Linked DNA regions of Homo sapiens: region 1 is linked to region 2. A link is a loop called in an ENCODE intact Hi-C map of the cell type or tissue named here. Cell type or tissue: GM12878. All regions are shown on one strand. Each heading gives the region's core, and the rest is flanking DNA. Links, peaks and the distances in the headings are about the cores only.

Evidence for each region. Hi-C counts contacts between places; a loop is a spot of excess contacts. Peaks named below come from ENCODE experiments on the same cell type or tissue, not always from the same donor. Only the 100,000 strongest peaks of a DNase experiment are listed, where the experiment ranks them.
Region 1: it touches region 2 in a loop (2.6-fold over the local background); 3 of 110 quality-filtered maps call a loop at or near these places.

The regions. Positions count from the first base shown.
Region 1 is chr2:147,330,672-147,333,592 of GRCh38, reverse strand. No RefSeq gene overlaps it. Among named protein-coding and RNA genes, the nearest start is that of LINC01911, 490 kb to the right of the region's middle. In GM12878, for the core only: a CTCF peak has its summit at 1,370 (motif pointing right); a DNase peak (open chromatin) is centred at 1,436.
Region 2 is chr2:147,181,032-147,183,952 of GRCh38, reverse strand. No RefSeq gene overlaps it. Among named protein-coding and RNA genes, the nearest start is that of LINC01911, 340 kb to the right of the region's middle. RefSeq lists enhancers at 2,113-2,172, 2,203-2,252. In GM12878, for the core only: no CTCF peak of the experiment used is centred there; DNase peaks (open chromatin) are centred at 1,482 and 2,392; H3K27ac peaks cover 2,109 bases.

The DNA of each region.
Region 1 (2,921 bases), core at 321-2,820, 150 kb before region 2:
TTCTTTAACATTTGTAAATAGTTTTACAGTTCACGAAAAGCTTGTGTATAATTTATCTTACTTGATTTTCCAAGTAATCATGTAATGTTGCATGCTATCATTTTATTATCAGCAGCATTTTAGGTATTATATATATTATATATATGGAATTATGTATATTATATATATATGTAAAATCAATGGATGATGAAATTGAGACTCATGGTACTAAAATTACTTTCTCAAGGATGCACAGTTAATAAATGAAACATGATGGGAAATAGGAATTTACTTGATGTTTTGGTTTGGGCTAAATCATAAACAGCCTTGAATGCCAAGACAAAGGTGCTCAGGTATTATTTAGTAACCAAAGCATGTTTATTGGGCAGCAGAGAGACATAAACAAGACTGTGTGTTGGGAAGCATATTCTGCAACTAGTGTCAAAAGTAGATTAGAATGAGAATTCTTAAGAGGAATGAAGTGATGTTATAATAGCAATTTATGTCAGTGGTAATGAGCCGCTGATGTGGTGGGGTTTTCATGAGGCTAGAAAAAAGAGGTGCATTTAGAAATATCATGGGGGAGGAATTGATCACATTTCAGCAAGCAATGATAAATGTCAAAGCTGAAGACAAGATTTTAAGTCTAAATGATTATGACATTGACATTGATATTTGAGAAGGTTATAGCACACACAGCCTAAAAGAAGAGAAGGAGGTTTGTGTTGTGTGTGTGCATGTGTAAACGTATAACCAGGGTGATGTAGTAGGTTTATTTTTATATATTGCATTCTAAATTTTCAGAAAGATTAGCACATAAATGAGGAAATCTCCATATGTTGGGGGTTGGAGGATGAAACCATGAGTGAGAAGTGCATCTCAATATATGGGCGGAGAGAAAAATATTTCCACTGTCGATCTAAAAGGGTACAAGAAATTATCTGTGATGCTGGGGAGAACAGCCTCAGATTTATATGTTTTGGAAAATTTGAGAGTGTTGTGTGTAAATTCATTAAGTTGACTGGCCCATCTCTTGGTTTAGAGGCACCATTGCATTATGAGAAAAGCATGGAGTCAAGATTTGAAGTCAAGATTTGAATTTAAATTCTAGCTCTGTTCTGTTTGAACTAAATTAATTTAGACAAGTTGCCTGAACTCTGAGCTTCAGGTTTCTCATCTACAATATGAGGTTACTGATGCCTACTGTGTCAGAATAAGAGAAAGAAATAAGAATACATGCAGAGTACAAACTAAAGTGTTAGCAACAGTAAATGCTTAATAAGTTTTAATTCTAATGATTACATTGATAAGGCAAATATAAACTGAAAAAGTTTTTTATAATTATCTTGTCTCAGAGGCTAAGAATTAGAAGACCCAAGCTCTAGAGGGCGCTGTGGAATTGAGCTTACTCCTTAAAGGACCCTAACACCTGGAAACCCAGGAAACATAAAAACTGCTACTTTATTTGGTGATTGAGTACTGGCAAGCACCGAGAAACTCGGCAAGAATGAAAATAGTTATTGTATTTTGTCATTGCCATTATTGTAGTAGTGTTGCTTAACAATTGTTTTCATTTTCTCTTTTTAATTACATACTTATATATAGGTTCGTGTGTGTGTGTATTCAGGAAATCAGGTAGGCTATAGCAAAAGCACCAGATTTGAAAAACAAAATGCTGACATTCACATCCTGGCTCTTCTACTTACTAACTGCATTACTTTACCTCTGAACTTTCTCATTTGTTCAATGAAACTAAAACCCATCCTTACTGTATTTATGAACCTTGATTTAAGGTATCTGAAAGCCCTTTATAAACTGTAAGCTATAGATGAAATAGTGTGGTTTATTCAATTATAAAATAATTTGCATTTATGTCATGTCCGGCAGGATTTTACCTAGAGTGCCAATAACACATAGCCTGGAATTCTGCTTAGAGAATTCAAAGGCTGTCTGTATTTAGTAAAAAAAAAAAAAAAAAAAAAAAAGTAACATGATTGCTTAGCAATGCTTAATGTGGTGTGGGAGGAAGAAATATCACATATTTTCTAGTCTTAATTTGTAAGTTGGTGTTCTTGCTTTTTGCTTCTTTTGATTCCTATCAACTAAAATATGAGGACCCAGAGTGTTTTATACACTTTTCTTAGCAGAGTAAGGAGATACATGAGTCACATATTGAAGCTCCATCCTGCTGGTAGGACTCATCTGAGGCAGGCAAGGGGATGGTCATAGGAACAGCTCTTTGAGGAAAAAGCCTAAGACATTTTACCAGACTGAGATAACTAGATTTTTGGCCATGAACTGCTCCTCATCTGTGCCTTATGTATCCATGGTGTTGGAGAATATGCTAAAACAAAGCCTCGTCTCTTCTCATCCATTAACTGGTTATCAGTTACGAACTTTGATCTGCAAAACATCACTGAAAAAAATCATTGTTGATGAGTCCATTTTGACCAAAATTTAATTTCAGTTTGATCCCTAAGATCATTAGGACCACTGTGAACTTAACCACATCTAAAGCCTCCACTCCATATCGCACTCTACCCGTCCACTCTCCTCCCCTCCCTTTTTTGTCCCATGCCTCCCATCCCCTCTTTACCCTACCCTACCCCACCCCTCCTTTCTTCTTCTTACCTCACCTCACCCTACCCCTCCCCTTCCCTTCCCCTCCCCTCCCCTCTTCATCTTCACATCTGTAACATTAGTGAACTCTGTCCATGCATTGCTCTAAATTCTCCATTGGATGGCTTCTGATCCAGTTCCTTACTTTATATGCCCCTTGGCATTCCCCTTATATCCTTTTTATTTTCAACCTCTTTAAATGTCAAATAAGCCATGGCATGAAAACCAGTGAATGATGATATAGGTCATCTTGATAGCCTTTTAAAAAATGTATATAAATCCCACCAAAACCTTATATCTTTTAATGCACATCTGTTAATTCA
Region 2 (2,921 bases), core at 149-2,648:
TCCATTCTCCCCATCACTTTCAGGTATACCAATCAAACATAAGTTTGGTCTTTTCACATAGTTCCAAATTTCTTGATAGCTTTGTTCATTCCTTTTCATTCTATTTTCTCTAATGTTGTCTTCACCCTTTATTTCCTTAAGTTGATCTTCAATCTCTGATAGCCTTTCTTCCGCTTGACTGATTCCGGCTATTGATACTTGTGTATGCTTCACGAGGTTCTCTTGCTGTGTTTTTCAGTTCCATCAGGTCATTTATGTTCTTCTCTGAGCTGGTTATTCTAGTTAGTTCCTGTAACCTTTTATCAAGGTTCTTAGCTTCCTTGCCTTGGGTTAGAACGTGGTCCTTTAGCTTGGAGGAGTTTGTTATTACGCACCTTCTGAAGCTACTTCTGTCAATTCATCAAACTCATTCTCCTTCCAGTTTTGTTCCCTTGCTGGCAAGGAGTTGTGATCCTTTGGAGGAGAAGAGGCATTCTGGTTTTGGGAATTTTCAGCCTTTTTGCTCTGTTTTTTCCTCATCTTCATGGATTTCTCTACCTTTGGTCTTTGCTATTGGTGACCTTCGGATGGGGTTTTTGTGTGGTCATCCTTTTTTTTGATATTGATGCTATTGGTTTCTGTTTGTTAGTTTTCCTTCTAACAGTCAGGCCCCTCTTCTGTAGGTCTGCTGGAGTTTGCTGGAGGTCCACTCCAGACCTTGTTTGCCTGGGTATCACTAGCAGAGGCTAAAGAACAGAAAAGATTGCTGCCTGCTCCTTCCTCTGGAAGCTTCATCCCAGAGGGGCACCCACCAGATGCCAGCCAGAGCTCTCCTGCATGAGGTGTCTGTTAACTCAGAGCTGGCAGGCAGAACTGTTTAAGTCTGCAGAAGCTGCCCCCAGAGCTACCCCTTCCCCCAGGTGCTCTGTCCCAGGGAGATGGGAGTTTTATCTATAAGCCCCTGACTGGGGCTGCTGCCTTTCTTTCAAAGATGCCCTGCCCAGAGAGGAGGAATCTAGAGAGGCAGTCTGGCTACAGTGGCTTTGCAACACTGTGGTGGGTTCTGCCTGGTCCAAACTTCCCAGCAGCTTTGTTTACACTGTGAAGGGAAAACTGCCTACTCAAGCCTCAGTAATGGTGAACACCCTTCCCCCGACCAAGCTCAGGCATCCCAGGTTGGCTTCAGACTGCTGAACTGGCAGTGAGAATTTCAATACGGTGGATCTTAACTTGTTGGGCTCCATTGGGGTGGGATCAGCTGAGCAAGACCACTTGGCTCCCTGGCTTCAGCCCTCTTTCCAGGGGAGTGAATGGTTCTGTCTTGCTCGCATTCCAGGCCCCACTGGGGTGCAAAAAAAAAATTTCTGCAACTAGCTCACTGTCTGCTCAAATGGCCACCCTGTTTTGTGCCTGAAACCCAGGGCCCTGGTGGTGTAGGCACCTGAGGGAATTTCCTGGTCTGTGGGTTGCAAAAAAAAGCATAGTATCTGGGCCAGAGTGCACCATTCATCATGGCACAGTTCCTCACGGCTTCCCTTGGCTAGGGGAGGGAGTTCCCCAACCTCTTGCACTTCCTGGGTGAGGCAATGACTCACCCTGCTTCTGCTTGCCCTCTGTGGGCTGCACCCACTGTCTAACCAGTCCCAATGAGATGAACCGGGTACCTAGGTTGGAAATGCAGAAATCACCCGCCTTTTGCATTGGTCTTGCTGGGAGCTGCAGACCAGAGCTCTTCCTGTTTGGCCATCTTGCCTGGGAATCCTTTTTACCTGTTTTAATGCAGTTCTATTGGCTTAGTGCTAGCCTGGACTGCCACAACCTCTTACCTGGTTTCTTGTTTTCTCACAAAGGCAATTTGGTCTACTGACAACAATATACTTATTATTGTTAAGTCAGTGTTTTCAGGGGGAAAGGGGGCCGAGGGCCTCCTATTCTTCTATCTTGTTGACATTGGTTTTCCTAAGTTTTGTGGTTTTAATCTTCCCTAGTCCATTAGCTCTCTCCTCAGTATCATGGTAATCTTAAAAACCAACAGCCTTGCAATCACTATAGTCATGAAAAACAGCAACCTAATAGTCATGGGAAAGGACAGAATGAGTCTGGGCTACCCAAAGTTTTCATTCCCAGATAATTTTCATTATTTGACATGTAGGGGAGTTCCCTGGAAACCACCACTTGCAGAATTTGTCTTTATTTGCATTGCTTCAGGGCTTACTCAATCAGACAGCTTTTCCTCAGGAGCATTTTATCAATAAAATCAATGTCAATTGTTTAACATGTAAGCTGCAGAAGGTGGCAATAATAGTTGGGACAAACAGGAAGCAGATCAAAAAACATAAAAGAAAAGGCTGGGGAATGAGATGCCCATAGGAGGCTTTGAGAAACTAGAACACGTTTCTGAGAACTTAGAAGGAAACATACAGGTGTAGGCTTGTGCACATGTCCAGGAAAGCCCCTATTCTCTTACATCTGGTTGATGTTGAGGCTTTGTATAAATAGGAAGTGAAGACTAAGGAAGATGTATAAACTATCTGCTGGAACACTGAAGTTGCCTCAACACAAACACGAAGAGCTCTTCAGTAAAGATTGGGAGACTTACTGGTTTAAGTCATTTAAGAATCTTTCTATTCAATCACAGCAGATCATTAAGCTATGAAAGAGACTTCAGTGGCCACATACAATAAAGGTTATAGACTTTAAGTAATTAGTTCAATAATGTCATTTAGCAAACAAACATCAGCAACAGCAGCATAAAAAACAATAATTGCAGCAACAACAAACTGTATCAATACAAAAATCCTGGATGACTTGGCTGAATTTCCAGAGCTGGTATGTTATTACTGAGATAGCCAAATATAAAGGGGTCCCCGGAGACCCTCCAACCAGCCTGTGCTCTGGGAGGAGTGCAGACTGGGGTGGAGTCTCAGCAAGTTTGCACCATT